2 separate regions of the Homo sapiens genome follow, and region 2 is linked to region 1. Evidence: read pairs that join two places in POLR2A ChIA-PET (ENCODE). Cell type or tissue: B cell. All regions are shown on one strand. Links, peaks and the distances in the headings refer to the core of each region. The heading gives the core; the rest is flanking DNA.

Region 1 (7,925 bases), core at 3,515-6,014:
CAGCAGTCCTGGGTTCCAGGCCTAATTTGTCTACCTGCTGGCTATGTGACCTTGGGAGGGTGGCTCAGTTGCAGTCTCCCCATCTATCACACAGGAATAATAATGCCACCTCACAGGGCTTGTTGCCAAGATGACATGTCTGCCATACAGGAGACACCAAGTTCCCTTCCCTGCTCTCTCTTCTAAACAAGGCAGGGAGATGGGGAAAGTTCAGACTGAGGAGGGGCCCTAGGCTGCAAGACCTGAGGTGCCCCAGGCCGGGCCTTAGATGCTGCTCATTCCTGGCAGTGCCAAAAAGCAGGGAGAAAAAAGTATTGGCCTTGGGTGGATGGGGGAGGCTGTGTGTCAGAGCTAATGTTTAAATAACACTTTTAAGATCCTCCAGGGACCTCAAATGAGGATTTTTCAGATGAGCTGAAAATGGAGCAAAGTAATGAGACTGAGCTCACTGGCAGGAAAGGGAGCAGCCTTAATTGGTACTGGCCCTGCCTTGGCCCCGTGACACTCATTACCACAGGCTGCCCAGGAGGATGACCCGTGCATTTGGGCTGTAAGCAATGTCAATTTCTTAGCATGGGGTGATGGGGTTGCATCTGGTAGTGACTCAGCCCTGCTTCTTGTCGACTCACCAGGTTGAGGGTCAGAGAGGACTTCTTAGTTGGCCTTCAGAGCCTGGTTTAGTTTTTAGCTTTGTGACCTAGCCTCTCTCCACCTCTGGGGTCTAGAGGCAGCAGCCAGACCTGGCCACTGTCTGTCACAGGTGTGGTGGGAGGCAGGGATGGGATGTTGAAGTCAGGCATGAGTTGCTGGGGGACCTTCCCTCCTTTGCTGAGGTTTGCCTGGGGTCCTGGATGAGGTGGGTGGAGAGAGGGAGGAAGGGGCATTCTCAGAAGAAAAAAGGCTGGTGGGTGTGTGGGTGGGTGAATTTGTGCCAATGAGATGTGACTCTCTGGGCAAGCTTGTGTAGCTTACATGGAGGAGGCACAGAATCTAAGGGACATGTCTCAAAGAGGCTGAGGGATGGGCCTAAGAAGCCAGCATGGGTGGGGGTGAGGGGTGGGTCCTGGGAGTGGTTTGGTTTGCGAGTCCCTGTGGAAACACAGGTGGTAGAATTGGTGAATGGTATGGACCAAGAGTCCTATTCTGAAGACACCAGAAAATTCTGACCAGGCTCTTGTACGTGAGGCCTCTTCTGTTTTGCTTGGGCTGGACTGCGGGGTGAATGGCCACGGGTGTGGTAAGTTACCGCTTCTCCTGGGGGGAGCCTGGTTTGCATTGTAAATACTGCTCCTGGAGCCACTGGTCATGGTGGGGGCACTTTTTCAGACGCCTTCCTGGGGAATGTGTGAGGGCCGATTGTTAGATCATTCTTGGCACCTGGTTTGCATTATGAATGCAGTTGGGAGGCATAAGGGCAAGCATTGGGTCACTAGCGGGTCCCAGGCCACCCTGACCCCAGGCTCACTGCTCCCGAAGCACTCCCTCTCCTTGGTCTCTGGGACAGCACACCCCACTTTCTGGCTTTCTCACTCTGGCCTGCCCTCATTTGCCTGTTGCTGCTCCTCTCCTTAACTGTTCAGTGTGTGGGTTCCTCAGGGCTGCATTGCAGTTATTGTCGTTTTTAAAATAATACCGTTTTTTAATTTTAAAAATTCAATTTATTCATTTATTTTAAAAATTACAAATGAGAGCTCATTATGTTGGCCAGGCTGGAGTGCAGTGGCAACTCACAGGTGCAATCACAGCCTCAAACTCTTTGACTCAAGGGATCCTCCTACTTCAGCCTCCAGAGTAGCCGGGATTACAGAGTGTGCCACTGCACCCGGCAGGTTTGTTTTTTTTTTTTGTTTTTTTTTTTTGAGACGGAGTCTTGCTCTGTCACTCAGCCTGGAGTGCAGTGGCGTGATCTCAGCTTACTGCAACCTCCGCCCCCCAGGTTCAAGTGATTCTCATGCCTCAGCCTCCCAAGTAGCTGGGATTACAGGCACCCGCCACCATGCCCAATTAATTTTTCTATTTTTAGTAGAGACGGTATTTCTCCATATTGGCCAGGCTGATTTCGAACTCCTGACCTCAAGTGATCTGCTCGCCTTGGCCTTCGAAAATGCTGGGATTACAGGCATGAGCCACCTTGCCCAGCAGTGTTTTTTTTTTTGTTTTTTTTAATTAAAACCATAATAACATAGTACCAAGATTTGGGAAAACAGGAAGCAGAAAAAAATTACTCCTGAATATGATTGGGAGCTTGGAGTGTTTCCTTTCACCAGTTTTCCTTTGCTCTTTCTTGCACAGTCATAATTTCTACCGCATCATCAGTACTGTCCTGCATTTTTCTCTTAATGTTGTATCGGAAGCTGCCTTCCGTGTCGTTACTGAGGATTCTATTAAATACACGATCAACTCATCCCTTTTCCTGCTCATGGATATTCCGGCTGTTTCTAGTTTTTGCTATTATGAATAACAGTGCAATGAACATTGCATAAAATGTTCTTCCTGTATTTCAGATGATGATGTCTCTTGGGGTGAAGACCCAGGAAGAGAATGCTGGGTAAAAGGCTGTGGCTGCCTTAGAGGCTCTCAGTAAACTTGCCAAACTGCTATGCCAACCTTTAACCCCCAGCATCCAGGGTGAATGGCAGGAACTGTTTTTTATTTTTCTCTCTCTCTCTATTTGATTTTTAAAAATTTCTCTCTCTCTCTCTCTCTCTCTCTCTCTTTTTTTCCCCGAGACAGAGTTTTGCTCTTGTTGCCCAGGCTGGAGTACAGTGGCATGATCTCGGCTCACTGTAACCTCTGCCTCTGGGTTCAAGGGATTCTCCTGTCTCAGCCTCCTGAGTAGCTGGGATTACAGGAGCCCGCCACCACACCCGGCTAATTTTTTTTTTTTTTTTTGAGACAGAATTTTGCTCTTGTTGCCCAGGCTGGAGTGCAATGGCTCAATCTTGGCTCACTGCAGCCTCTGCCTCCTGGGTTCAAGTGATTCTCCTGCCTCAGCCTCCCGAGTAGCTGGGGTTACAGGCATGTGCCACCACGCCCAGCTAATTTTGTATTTTTAGTAGAGATGGGGTTTCTCTATGTTGGTCAGGCTGGTCTTGAACTCCTGGCCTCTGGTGATCCGCCCGCCTCGGCCTCCCAAAGTGCTGGGATTTCAGGCATGAGCCACCGCGCCTGGCTAATTTTTGTATTTTTAGTAAAGATGGGGTTTCACCATGTTGGCCAGGCTAGTCTCAAATTCCTGACGTCAGGTGATCCACCCACCTTGGCCTCCCAAAGTGCTGAGATTACAGGTGTGAGCCACCACACCCAGCCTGTTTTTTATTTCTCTTAGGTCTGAAGAGCCTGTTCCTTGTGTGTAGGGACTGCTCCCAACTGTCCTCTGTCCATGCATTCATTCATCCTAAGGCGGGAGGCAGAATAGGGCTGTGGTGTCAGGCTGCCTGGGTTCAAACCAGCCTCCCCTCTTAACCACCTTGTGTCCACTTCCTCAGCTGTAAAGTGAACATCATGACAGGGAGCTACCTCACAGGGTCCCTGTGAGGCTTTCTGTGCATGAAAGCATGGAAGACACTTGAAATACTACGGTAAGCCAGGATGACAATGGTCAGGCCTAGAGAGAGGAAGGGGCTGATCTCTCACCACCTAGTGATGCAGGGGCAGAGCTGAGGCCAGAATCAGGCTTCCTGCCTCCAGTGCTCTCTTTCCCTGATGCCAGGCTACTGCTGTGGATGGTGTGGTTTATGGCGTAGGTGGCCCTCTGTTCAAGAATATGTGGGAGGGGTGGAGGGCCTGGATGGATCTATAAGGTGGGGTCTCTCCCTTTCCTCCCAGAGCCGTCACCTTCTTTCTGGGGTGCTTTCCCCCACAAAGTTATCTCTCTAGGTTAGAGCTTGGGGCCCCAGCTCAGGCCTGTTCCCCAGAGGTATATCCAGGGGACATCTGGCCCCAAGGAATCTCCCTGGCTAGCCCTTGAGGAGGGCGTTTCAGTCTGGAGGGAAAGGTGAGTTCTGAGGACCCCTCCCTAGGTGACTGTGTCAGTTTCCTAATGCTGCCCTAACAAATGACCATATACTTAAAACAACACAAATGGATGACCCTAGACTTCTAGAGGTCAAAATCTGAAAATGGACCTTATGGGGCCGAAGTCAGGGTGTTGGCAGAGCTGCTAGGGGAGGATCCTCACCTGGCCTTTTCCAGCTCTCCAGGCCACCCACATGCCTTGGTTCATGGCCCCTTCTAGTAGCTGGGTCCCTCCCACCTCTGCCTCCGTCATCATATCTCCTCCGATTCCCCCAAATCCCCTTTTGACTTACAAGAACCCCTGTGGTTACATTGAGCCCATTCAGATAATCTAGGACCATTCTCCATCTCAAAACTCTTTACCTAATCACCTGTGCAAGGTCCCTTTTGCCACGTGAGGTAACATATTCACCTGATTCTGGGGATGAAGACATGGACATCTTTGTGGGCGGGGGGGGGGGGCGCATTATTATGCCTGCCACAGCAGCCAGTAGCAAAGATCTCTCTGGATTACTGGACCCCCAGGTCCTGCTGGAATTGTACCACTAGCCTCCAAGATGGAGGGAGGGCTTGGGGGTCCAGGCCTGATATGCTGTGGCCGGGGAGGGGTATGAGAGATTCTGTATGATGGGGGGCCCGGAAGGAAGGCAGTGCACCTGTGATAGTGTGATAAATGTGTTCAGTGAGGCAGACATTGGGAAATGTCACCCCTGGCCTTCAGAGGTAGTCCTGGTAGGTGTGGGACCCACTGTGAGGCACTGCCACAGAAAGCCAAGCAGCACCCGCTCCACACACCACCATCACTGCTGTGTGTGTACACGTGCTTGTGGGTGTGTGCACTCATCTGTGTCTCTGCATGAATACTCTTGGGAGGGCCAAGGAACAACTCTTGAAAAAGGTCCTTTCTGCTCTTGTTCTAAGAAAAATAATTACACAAGTGACTAATTTTATCCCTAATCCCATAATTACTTTATTATGTAGCTGGTGAGAGGGCCCGAGCTGTGCCTTTGGCTCCACTCTGGCTGTTAGCCCAGTTGGCCTGGTCCACCAGCGTTGAGCCCCGCCTTGTTTCTGGCCTGGGACTGCCATGAGGGCAAGATGAGTTCCATTCTGGCTGAGATCCAACTACCCTTTGGTATTTGGGGTCTGAAAAGACCACCATTTCTTCCCACCAAGCCCATGCACAAAGTAAGAGCTTGTGTTTAGGGAATTAAGTCAGTAGATTCAAGAGATCTGGGTTCTAGTTCACCCCTCTCATTAACTTGCTCCCTGACCTTGAGCATGCCATTTCCCTCTGGATCTCAGATCTGTTGTCTGTGATACAGGGCCCTGGCCAGCTTAACACTCCATGATTCCATGAGGAGAAATGGGAAGACTAGAGCTTTGAGACAGAGGTACCTTCTTGCTACCTGCTGAAAACATACCCCAATCATAGCATTAAAGATAATATTAATAGTAGCTGGGCACAGTGGCTCATGCCTATAATCCCAGCACTTTGGGAGGCCGATGCAGGCGTATAGCTTGAGCTCACGAGTTTGAGACCAGCCTGGGCAATATGCAAACCCTGTCTCTACAAAAAATACAAAAATTACCTGGGCGTGGTGGCATGCGCCTCTGTGGTCCCAACTACTCAGGAGGCTGAGGCGGGAGGATCGCTTGAGCCTAGGAGGTTGAGGCTTGCAGTGAGCCGAGATCACGCCACTGCATTCCAGCCTGGGCAACAGAGTGAGACCCTGTCAAAAAAAAAAAAAAAAAAGTAACAATAATATCCATCATTACTTGATAGCAAACCTTGTACCTGATTCTTCATTTATATTTTTCTCATTCTATACTTGGATGACTAGGTGAGGTAGGTTTTACGGAAGAGGAAGCTGAACCAGCAGTTGATAAAGTGACTCACCTGTCATGAAATGGCAGAGGTAGGACTGTAGCCTATGCTCTTAGCCTCTGCCTCCATTGTCTTTTTCTACTGTATAAATAAATGAAGGGCCACTCAGCTAGGAAGTGGCGGGGCTGGGATTTGAACCCAGGTCTGTCTGTCTCCAAAGTTCTTGCCACCTCCCAGAATTAGGCTTCCAGGGGTGATTATACTCTTGAACTTCAAATATGTAAACTTAAGCTTGACACAACAAGAAATAGCGATGGTGAAATAAATTGGAAACTCCAGTAGACCAGAGAGTTGGTAGCCCGAGGTTGTGTTCTAGCTTTGCCACTGGCTCACGCTGTGAACTTAAGCAGATCCCCACTAATCCCTAGGCCTCAGTGTTCCCATGTACACGAGGGGTGGGATTCGATGGTATCCAAAGGCCTTCCTGGTATTGATGGTTTGACATTCTAGGCCATCTGGTCCCAGAAGGTACTGTGGGGCAGGAGACCAGCTCATGGTGGAGACCAAAGGGTGGGTGAGTTGGCAGCCCTAGTTTTTTCTATTACATTTATTCCCACGAGAATAGAGATTGCTTGGACTGTGTCCCACTGAACATTTGCAGAACAACTTACCCAGGCCATGGAGTTGAGAATAAAGAGTGGAGGAGGTAGTTTCCAGGCTGTTCCTGCAAGGTTACTGCCCAGCCTGGGCTATTAGCTCCTCAGGGGTCCAGGTCTGTCATCTACCTTGCTCCAAAGGCTGCATTGGTCTCAGGTAGGCAGAAGCAATGGCTGCACGTCTGTCTGTGGGAGTCTGTGAGGGTGCCTAAGCATAATAAATAAGAACACTATTTTGTGTTTTCTCTGTCTTTTTTTTTTTTTTTTTTTTTTTTTGAACCAGGGTCCCACTCTGTTGCCCAGGCTAGAGTGCAGTGGCTTGATCACGGCCCACTGCATGCAACCTCCACCTCCTGGGTTCAAGTGATTATCCTGCCTCAGCCTCCCGAGTAGCTGGGATTACAGGTGCATGCGACCACATCTGGCTAACTTTTGTATTTTTAGTAGAGACAGGGTTTTGCATGTTGGTCAGGATGGTCTCAAACTCCTGGCCTCAAGTGACCCGACCACCTCGGCCTCCCAAAGTGCTGGGATTACAGGCGTGAGCCACTGCACCCAGCCTACTTTGTATTGTCTATTATCACGGCCTGCAACCCACTTTCCTTGAAATATTACGTTTACTTCTCTTAAAACCATATGAGGTATGTATATGGTCATTCCCATTGTACAGTTGAAGAAACTGAGACTCAAAAGGTTAAGTACTTTCCTTCAGATCACACAATCAGTGAGGGATAGAGGGGGATTTGGGATTCTGCCTCCAGAGCCCACGGTCTTGGCCTTAGGGACTGATACCACATGGGCCGAAGCAATAAGCATGAGGTCAGGAGTCAGCGGGTTTGGAATCCCCCCTCTGCTCACCATCTGTGTTTCCTTGGGCAAGTTACTTTATCTGTCTGGATTTCCGTTTCTCTCTCCATAAAATGGGTATATTAATACCTGCCAGTTGGGATTGATTTAAAGGTCACTGAGATGATGGGAAGTGCAAGTGTCTAGCCTGTGGGCTTTCACCTCTTGCCCCTGCCTCCTTCCTGCTTCCCTCTACATATCTGAGGCTCTGGCCACCCTGGAGGTCTCCCACGCATAGCTCTTAGCTTAGGCCTTTGCACAAGCTGCTCTTCTGCCTGAAAGTTGCTGTCTCTGCCTGTTGTTGTAAAGATAGACTTCCTTCACATCTAGACTTCGATCCTTTACTGTTTCCTTGAGGATTCTGGAAAGGGGAAGGGGTGAGGTAGGTTCTCCCACAGGCCTGTTCAGTGATTATCAGGACAACCCCTCGGTAGGGGCAGAATTGAGGGTAGCAGGTAGGGTCCTGAACACCCTGGAAATATAAATCCCTCCAGAAAATTTCCTCCCTTTATACTTGACAGCTTAGGAAGGGCGTGCATATGAGGTGAGTGTTTCGTCTTTGGATCATTAACCTTCCT
Region 2 (7,925 bases), core at 2,636-5,135, 190 kb before region 1:
AGACCCCATTTCTTTAAAAAAAAAAAAAAAAAAGCCTAGTAAGCTATTATATGAAATATATATATATATATGCCATTGTTTTACAATTGGCCATTATTTAATTATTTATGTAGTTATATGAATAGTACTTTATTTATTTATTTATTTATTTATTTTTGAGACGGAGTCTCGGTCTGTTGCCCAGGCTGGAGTGCAGTGGCACGATCTCGGCTCACCACAACCTCCACCTCCTGGCTTCAAGCAATTCTCCTGCTTCAGCCTCCCGAGTAGCTGGGATTATAGGTGCACACCGCCATGCCTGGCTAATTTTTGTATTTTTAATAGAGACGGGGTTTCACTATGTTGGCCAGGCTGGTCTCGATCTCCTGACCTCATGATCTGCCTGCCTCGGGCTCCCAAAGTGCTGGGATTACAGGTGTGAGCCACTGCACCCAGCCTGAACAGTACTTTAAAACTAAAAGACAAAGGATATTTAATGACCATGAAAAGTAAAAAAGTCTTTTGGCATTAGAGAGATTATTTTCTTAAATAAAAAATGTTGCCTTGGTGAGCAGTGGTCTCTATACACATGATCTTAGTGTATTTGAACAGAATTTTTTCCTCTGTAACCTTCTGTCTTGCTAGCAACCACTATGCTAGTTGGAAGCTGTTCTGCATCTTTAAAAGAGACACTTGGGATGGTGCAGCACATGGTATGGAGAGGGTGGCCTGCTGGATGCTGGGGTCCAGAGGAGATGCTGTTGACTTCCCACAGTCCTGGCTTTGTTCTTCAGCCTAACAGACCTAGACAGACAGCTTCCATCTCAGGAACTCCACACACTCCTGTTAACCAAGCTCAGGCACTACTGAGTGGCTTAGACTCTTCCAGTCTGAGCGTTGGTGCGCTTTCACACTGTGCATGCCTCCTGGGCCACCGTAGTATCGGGATGTCTTTGGTGAGCCTGGAACTAGATCCAAGGTAGTTAGGGTGACCTTAAGAGGGGCCTCTCAGCAACTGTAGGATCATCTTGCAAAAGATTGACTGACTCTCTTTGCTGTTGGAGTGACCCATCCAGTCCTGACTGCCTTTTGTCCATTTATTTATTTTTATTTTATTTTATTTTTTTAAGACGGAGTCTTGCTCTTTCTCGCCCAGGCTGGAGTACAGTGGCATGATCTCGGCTTACTGAAGCCTCTGCCTCCCAGGTTTAAGCGACTCTTCCTTCCTCAGCCTCCCAAGTAGCAGGCAGATGCCTGCCACCACACCTGGCTGATTTTGTATTTTTAATAGAGATGGGGTTTCACCATGTTGGCCAGGCTTGTCTTGAATTTCTGACCTCAGGTGATCCACCTCCCTTGACCTCCCAAGGTGTTGGGATTACAGGCGTGCACGTCCGGCCTCTCCATTTATTCTTCTGCCTGTTTGCTGAACAGTCCCCTGTCTCCTTCTAGTTTTTTTTAAAGACTTACTGGTGTTTTGAAACTGGTCACTATCCAGTTTTCTTGCTCAGCAGGCCACTAGTTCCTCTCACATGACTGATCTTTTACTAATGGTTTTCAAGCTTAAGTCTGAGGAGGTGGTCTTATTTTTCTTATTTCCAAGTCCTTGTACTTGCTGGAATTAGGAAGAGAGAGGGTTCCTCCTTCTTGGAACCCCCAAATACCAACAAGAAATATGATGGAGGAGGATAAACTACATAGGGCCCAGAGCAATGGGTAGGGCGCTTTGCTGGACCACACATTCCTTCTCTCGCTGTGTTTGTTGCAGGCTTGCCACATTTCAGACACAGGTGAGTGTTAGGGATATAGTGGCAAGCAAGGCAGACTCAGCCTTTGCCCTCGTGGAACTTGATCTAGTGGGAGAGACATATATTAAACAAATCATCCCATTACCTGTAATGACAAACCATAGTAAATGCTCAAAGGAGAACATGTGATATCATAGCACCTGTAACACAAGGACCAGATTCAGGGTATAGGGTTGGGGAAGGCTTCCCTAAAGAATAGCTCACAAGAAACAGAGGATTTAGAAAGGTGGAGAGGAAGGTAGGGCTGCATCTGAGGACAGGAGAGGATTGCGCAGTAGGTTGCAGGCTGCTTGATGAAGAGGTACTGGGTGGGCCTTTCTTTTGCTGCACTCCAGGGTCCAGAAGGTGCTCAGTACAGGTTGGTGCATGGACTAGAAAGGCTACAGGCAGGCTGGGATAGCACAGGGGCTACCTGCAGGGGGTGGTTCTTGTCAAAGGTGCAGGGTTCCCAGATGGTCTCTCCCCAAATGCCAGAGCTTTAGGGGGTAGCTTAGGGAAGAACAAACATCTTTCTGTAGAGAAATACTTGTTCTCACAAGCAAGACAGCTTTCTAGATATTGAACCAATGATGATAATGTTAATTAATACCTGAAATCTTACATTAAATATTTAAAGGGGTCCTGCATGGTGGTTCATGCCTGTAATCCTAGCACTTTCAAAGTGGCCAAGGCAGGTGGATCACCTGAGGTCAGGAGTTCGAGGCCAGCCTGGCCAACATGATGAAACCCCATCTCTACTAAAAATAACAAAAATTAGCCAGGCGTGGTGGTGTGTGCCTGTAATACCATCTCCTCAGGAGGCTGAGGCAGGAGAATCGCCTGTACCCGGGAGGCGGAGGTTGCAGTGAGTCGAGATCATTGCCATTGTACTCCAGCCCAGGCAACAAGAGCGAAACTCTGTCTCAAAAGAAAAAAAAAGGCCAGGCCCAGTGGCTCATGCCTGTAATCCTAGCAGTTTGGGAGGCCGAGGTGGGTGGATCACCTGAGGTCAGGAGTTTGAGACCAAAATACAAAAATTCGCCGGGCGTGGTGGCACATGCCTGTAATCCCAGCTACTTTGGAGGCTGAGGCAGGAGAATCGCTTGAACCTAGGAGGCAGAGATTACAGTGAGCTGAGATGGCGCCACTGCACTCCAGCCTGGGCGACACAGTGAGACTCCATCTCAAAAAAATAAATAAATAAGTAAATAAATAAAGGGAGAAAATAATAACAGAGTATTCTGTGCCACTGATGATTGCGTATCAATCAGGAATTAATATGAAGCAAATCAGAGTTTATGATATACAAATAGACCTTTTCAAGACCCTATAGATTTTCATTTTTCTTGACAGGATGCTAAAACACCAGGCTCTCTGATTTTCAACATGGGAAAGCTTTTTATTTTTTATTTTATTTTATTTTATTTTATTTTATTTATTTTATTTTATTTTATTTTATTATTTTATTTATTTTATTTTTTGAGATGGAGTCTCGCTTTGTCGCCAGGCTGGAGTGCAGTGGCACGATCTCGGCTCACTGCGACCTCCGCCTCCCGGGTTCAAGCAATTCTCCTGCCTCAGCTTCCTGAGTAGCTGGGACTACAGACGGGCACCACCATGCCTGGCTAATTTTTGTATTTTTAGTGGAGATGGGGTTTCACCATGTTGGCCAGGATGGTCTTGATCTCTTGACCTTGTGATCTGCCCGCCTCGACCTCCCAAAGTGCTGGGATTATAGGCATGTGCCACCGCGCCCGGCTGGGAAAGCTTTTTAAAGAGTGAGTGGTAACACTCAGAAAGGTGCTTCCTTCCAAGACTTCTAGACTCTGGTAACAGTAGCCTCTGGCAATGTGTGGCTGTTTAACCAAAACTGAATAAAATTTAAAATTCAGTTCCTCAGTTGCATTAGCCATGTTTCCAGCGCTCAATAGCTGCATAAGGCTAGTGGCTACTGTATTGGATGACACAGACTTGGACCATTGATCATCGCAGAAAGTTCTTTTGGACTGTGCTGCTCTAAAGCATTTGTGTTTTGTCCTGGGAGTACCACTTTGTAGAGCAGGTGTTGACACAGTGCTGGCTGAAATGGCCCTTCCTCCCTTGCCCCATGGAGGCTGAAATGGCCCTTCCTCCCTTGCCCCATGTCTGATGGAATAAGGTGCTGAAATGCTTGCTGATGTTCTTGCAAATCAAGTGTTGGGAGTTCACTAGGTCTCATCTCTCTCTTCTGCCGACAGTGTTGGAGAGCTGGCTGGACTACACTGGGGAACTGGAGCCCCCTGAGCCGCTGGCCAGGCTTCCGCAGCTCAAGCATTGTATCAAGCAGCTGCTGATGGACCTGGGCAAGGTGCAGCAGATCGCCCTCTGCTGCTCAACATGAAACTGGGCACCCAAAACTCATGGGGGCACAATCCTGGGGCACCTGCAGGAGGAGCTTCGCATATTTAAATAAATAAACCTAGCATGCTGAATGCACGTGACACCGACTGACTTCAGGGATCTGGGCCAGGAGTGTGGTGGACATTGGACAAAGAGGCCATTTTGGCTGCGGGAGGACACTCTGATCTCGAAGCCTGCCATAAAGGTAGCAAATAGACTCTTGGGATTCCCCTCTTCTGTGCACATCGTTGAATGAAGAGAGTCTTTTTGCACAAACTTCACTTGAAATTGTGCCACTGATGATAAACGGAATGAGAGCCAAAAAAGTTTAGTTGGAGACAGTTGTAAATTCAATTTGGAGTTTATTTAATTGACTTTTCTATCACGTTGGGGCACATGCCAACTCCCTGGTTTCTTCCTGGCATGGTGTTTGGGCAGCAGGCATCATTTTCCTTTTCTAGCTTCATAGGAATATTGTGAGCTCACCATGCTGTGGAGGTTGGGAAAGAGCAGAGTCTTGGCTGCCCTGCTTTCTCCTTAGGACTCTTCACTTTTCTCACCACATCTCTTGCATGACTTCATGGTACTGGGGACAAGTTTGTATGCCTTCACCCCAGAGCTGGCTGGGTTATGGCTTTTGTAGCAGAGCCCATACAGCCTATGGAAGAACTAGAATCTCACTCACAGTAATAAGAATCTAGGAGGAATTCCAAACCGAAGCAGGCAGGGTCTGGAACCCAAAGGACAGCATTTTCTACCCACTTCTTAATATTGACAGCTTCCCCGTTCTATTTAATGTCCAAAAATGTTTCCCAAAATTTCAAACTCTTTCACTGTAAAGATTTGTTACAAAGAATGTGGTTTGGGGAATTACCTTATTTTATATTGTTGTAAACAAACTTCAAATTCTACATGTGCGACTTTTCTCCTTCCTGAAGGGTGTTTAGTAGTCAGCGTTTTCAGAATTGTTTTGTTACTATACTTTAACATTTTACATTTCCTGTTTGTATTATTTTGTGAGAGCAAGGTGATCATGCTGCTTAAGGTCCAGGTACAACCTATTTGTACCTTTTGAGACAATATTTGTGTTACTTTTGCAGGTTACGGTTCCACATGTAATTGCTATATTTTGTTTTGTTTTTCCTTACTAGGCAAAGTTAAAATGTTCCATGCTTTGAGGAGTGACCCATTTCACTACTTTGTTTTCTTATCACTAAAGGCAAAAATCAAAGCACAGTTGTCCATTAACACTTATAAGTTAATTATGGGTTTATGAGTCTGTAATGTTATATGCTGCAAACATTTACTATGTAAACGTGAAGTAGCCAATAATATCTCAATAGTAGTAACAGTATCTTTAGCGACCTTTGGAATAGTTAAGCACAGGTCATTGTGGACATGAATTCAGGCCTCTGTACTAAAATCTATTTCAGGGAATGTTCTGTCTAGTGATTTGCTCACCATTTGATATATAATGAATTATAGGACAAGTATAAGCTGATCTGCTATAGCTGTCCATCAGAGAGAATACACGTGGCTATAACATCTATAACAAAACGACGATTCCTCTACAAGAGGCTGTTTCTCACTGCTAACGTTGGTGTTTCTGGCGTGGGAAGAAATGCACAGGCGTGCATGGCATGCACGTTCAGACAGCTGCATTGTAAGAGTTCTGTCATGCAGTCTGAAAAGGGAAGAAACAGGATGGCTTTCTGTAGCCACACCTGTGAGGCGTGATGATTGTTGTATTATTAGATTACTGATTTTTCTTTTCTGAAAATACATTTGAGTTTTAATCACATCTGTGGAAGCTGTAACTTTTAAGGTAGTCAATTTCATGTCTTGTTCAACGATGTAAGCAGAAACTGAATTGCCCTAATTTTGCCAACTGGCCATTATTGGGATTATTGTTTAAATTTTTGGTAAAGGAAGTAATCTCCTTTCATTCATTGTGACTTTTGTTCTTAGGGAAGCAGAGAAGACTCCCCAAGTTCTTATAACCTCATTGTGCTTCCCTAATTTAAAGCCATGTTGAGGGGCTCCATTCCCAATTCCTGGGTCAAGGTGAATTAACCCTATGTTGGAGCACTGGAAACCGTTATTTGCAAACATTGCTGTTACCATTTAGAAATATGTGCACTATCAGCTGGGTGCAGTGGCTCACGTCTGTAATCCCAGCACTTTGGGAGGCCGAGGCAGGTGGATCACCTGAGGTCAGGAGTTCGAGACCAGCCTGGCCAACAGGGTGAAACCCCGTCTCTACTAAAAGTACAAAAATTAGCTGGGCGTGGTGGCGGACGCCTGTAATCTCAGCTACTTGGGAGGCTGAAGCAGGAGAGGTGCTGGAACCTGGGAGGCGGAGGTTGAAGTGAGCCGAGATTGCGCTATTGCACTCCAGCTCGGGCGACAACTGCAAGACTCCATCTCAAAAAAATAAAAATAAAAGAAAAGAAAGAAATATGTGCACTACCTAAGTTTTGTCTTTAGAAAAACTATCCACCTATAAAAAATTACCTTGACAAAAATAGTTCCGGTTTGACTAATCATTTTGTTTCTTTAAGTGGTAAGTGTATGCAAGGTGGATCCTTGATGAGCCAACATTGCACTGTGGATACATATCTATGTTTACGCGCTATTAGAACAGAAGGCGCTGTATATAGAAATGTTGCTTTGAAGCAATATTTGCAAAACACGCAGACTTCTGTATCTGTATTTGGAAAAAATAAAACAGGTTCTTGTTGCTATGTTTCAGTTACGTATTGTTGAGTTACAGTCATGCATCATATAACGTTTCTGTCAACCATGGACCCCATATACAGGGTGGTCCCATAAGATTATAATGGAGCTGAAAAATTCCCATCACCTAGTGATGTCCTGATGGTCCTACTGCATAGGCCTAGGCTAATGCGTGGATTTGTCTTAGTGTTTAACAAAAATCTAAAAAGTAAAATATATATAAAAAATTTAAACTAGAAAAAAACTCATAGAATAAGGATATAAAGAAAATATATTTGTATAGTTGTACCATGTGTGTAAACACAAAGTGTTATTACAGAAGTCAAAGTTAAAATTTAAAAGCTTACAAAGTATAAAAGTTGGTCAGGCAAGGTGCCTCAGATCTGTAATCCTAGCACTTAGGGAGGCTGAGGATGGAGACCCTGTCTCTAAATAAAAGGCTGGGTGCCGTCGCTCACGCTTGTAACCCCAGCACTTTGGGAGGCCAAGGCGGCCAGATCACCTGGGGTCAGGAGTTCAAGACCAGCCTGGCAAACATGGCAAAACCCCATCTCTACTAAGAATACAAAAATTAGCATGGTGGCGCATGCCTGTAGTCCCAGCTACTTGGGAGGCTGAGGCAGGAGAATTGCTTGAACCCAGGAGGAGGAGGTTGCAGTGAGTCGAGATCGTACCACTGCACTCTAGCCTGGGCAACAGAGTGAAACTGTCTCAACAAAACAAAAAACAAAAACAAAAAGTTATGGTGAACTAAGGCTAATTTATTATTGTAGAAAGAAAATTAAAAAAAATAAGTTTAGTAGTTCGTGACCAGCCTGGGCAACATGGTGAAACCCCATCTCTACAAAAATTAGCCAGGCATGGTGGCATGCACCTGTATTCCTAGCTACTTGGGAGGCTGAGGCAGGAGGATCACCTAGGCCTGGGAGCCAGAAGTTGCAGTGAACCTAGATTGTGCCACTGTACTCCAGCCTGGGCAACAAAGTGAGATCCTCTCTCAAACAAAAAAAAATTAGTCTATGTGTTCAGTGTTTATATAAATTC

Evidence for each region. Peaks named below come from ENCODE experiments on the same cell type or tissue, not always from the same donor. Only the 100,000 strongest peaks of a DNase experiment are listed, where the experiment ranks them.
Region 2: POLR2A ChIA-PET joins it to region 1 with 5 read pairs; 19 of 35 experiments call an interaction of 5 or more read pairs at or near these places.

The regions. Positions count from the first base shown.
Region 1 is chr20:36,128,101-36,136,025 of GRCh38, forward strand. It overlaps a transcript of EPB41L1 not described here. Among named protein-coding and RNA genes, the nearest start is that of EPB41L1, 23 kb to the right of the region's middle. RefSeq lists an enhancer at 887-1,388. In B cell, for the core only: no CTCF peak of the experiment used is centred there; a DNase peak (open chromatin) is centred at 4,851.
Region 2 is chr20:35,943,482-35,951,406 of GRCh38, forward strand. PHF20 (PHD finger protein 20) reads left to right here. Exons shown (of 18, transcript NM_016436.5): 18 at 4,004-6,889. The coding sequence ends at 4,146. Among named protein-coding and RNA genes, the nearest start is that of SCAND1, 7.1 kb to the right of the region's middle. In B cell, for the core only: CTCF peaks have their summits at 4,132 (motif pointing left) and 4,360; a DNase peak (open chromatin) is centred at 4,160.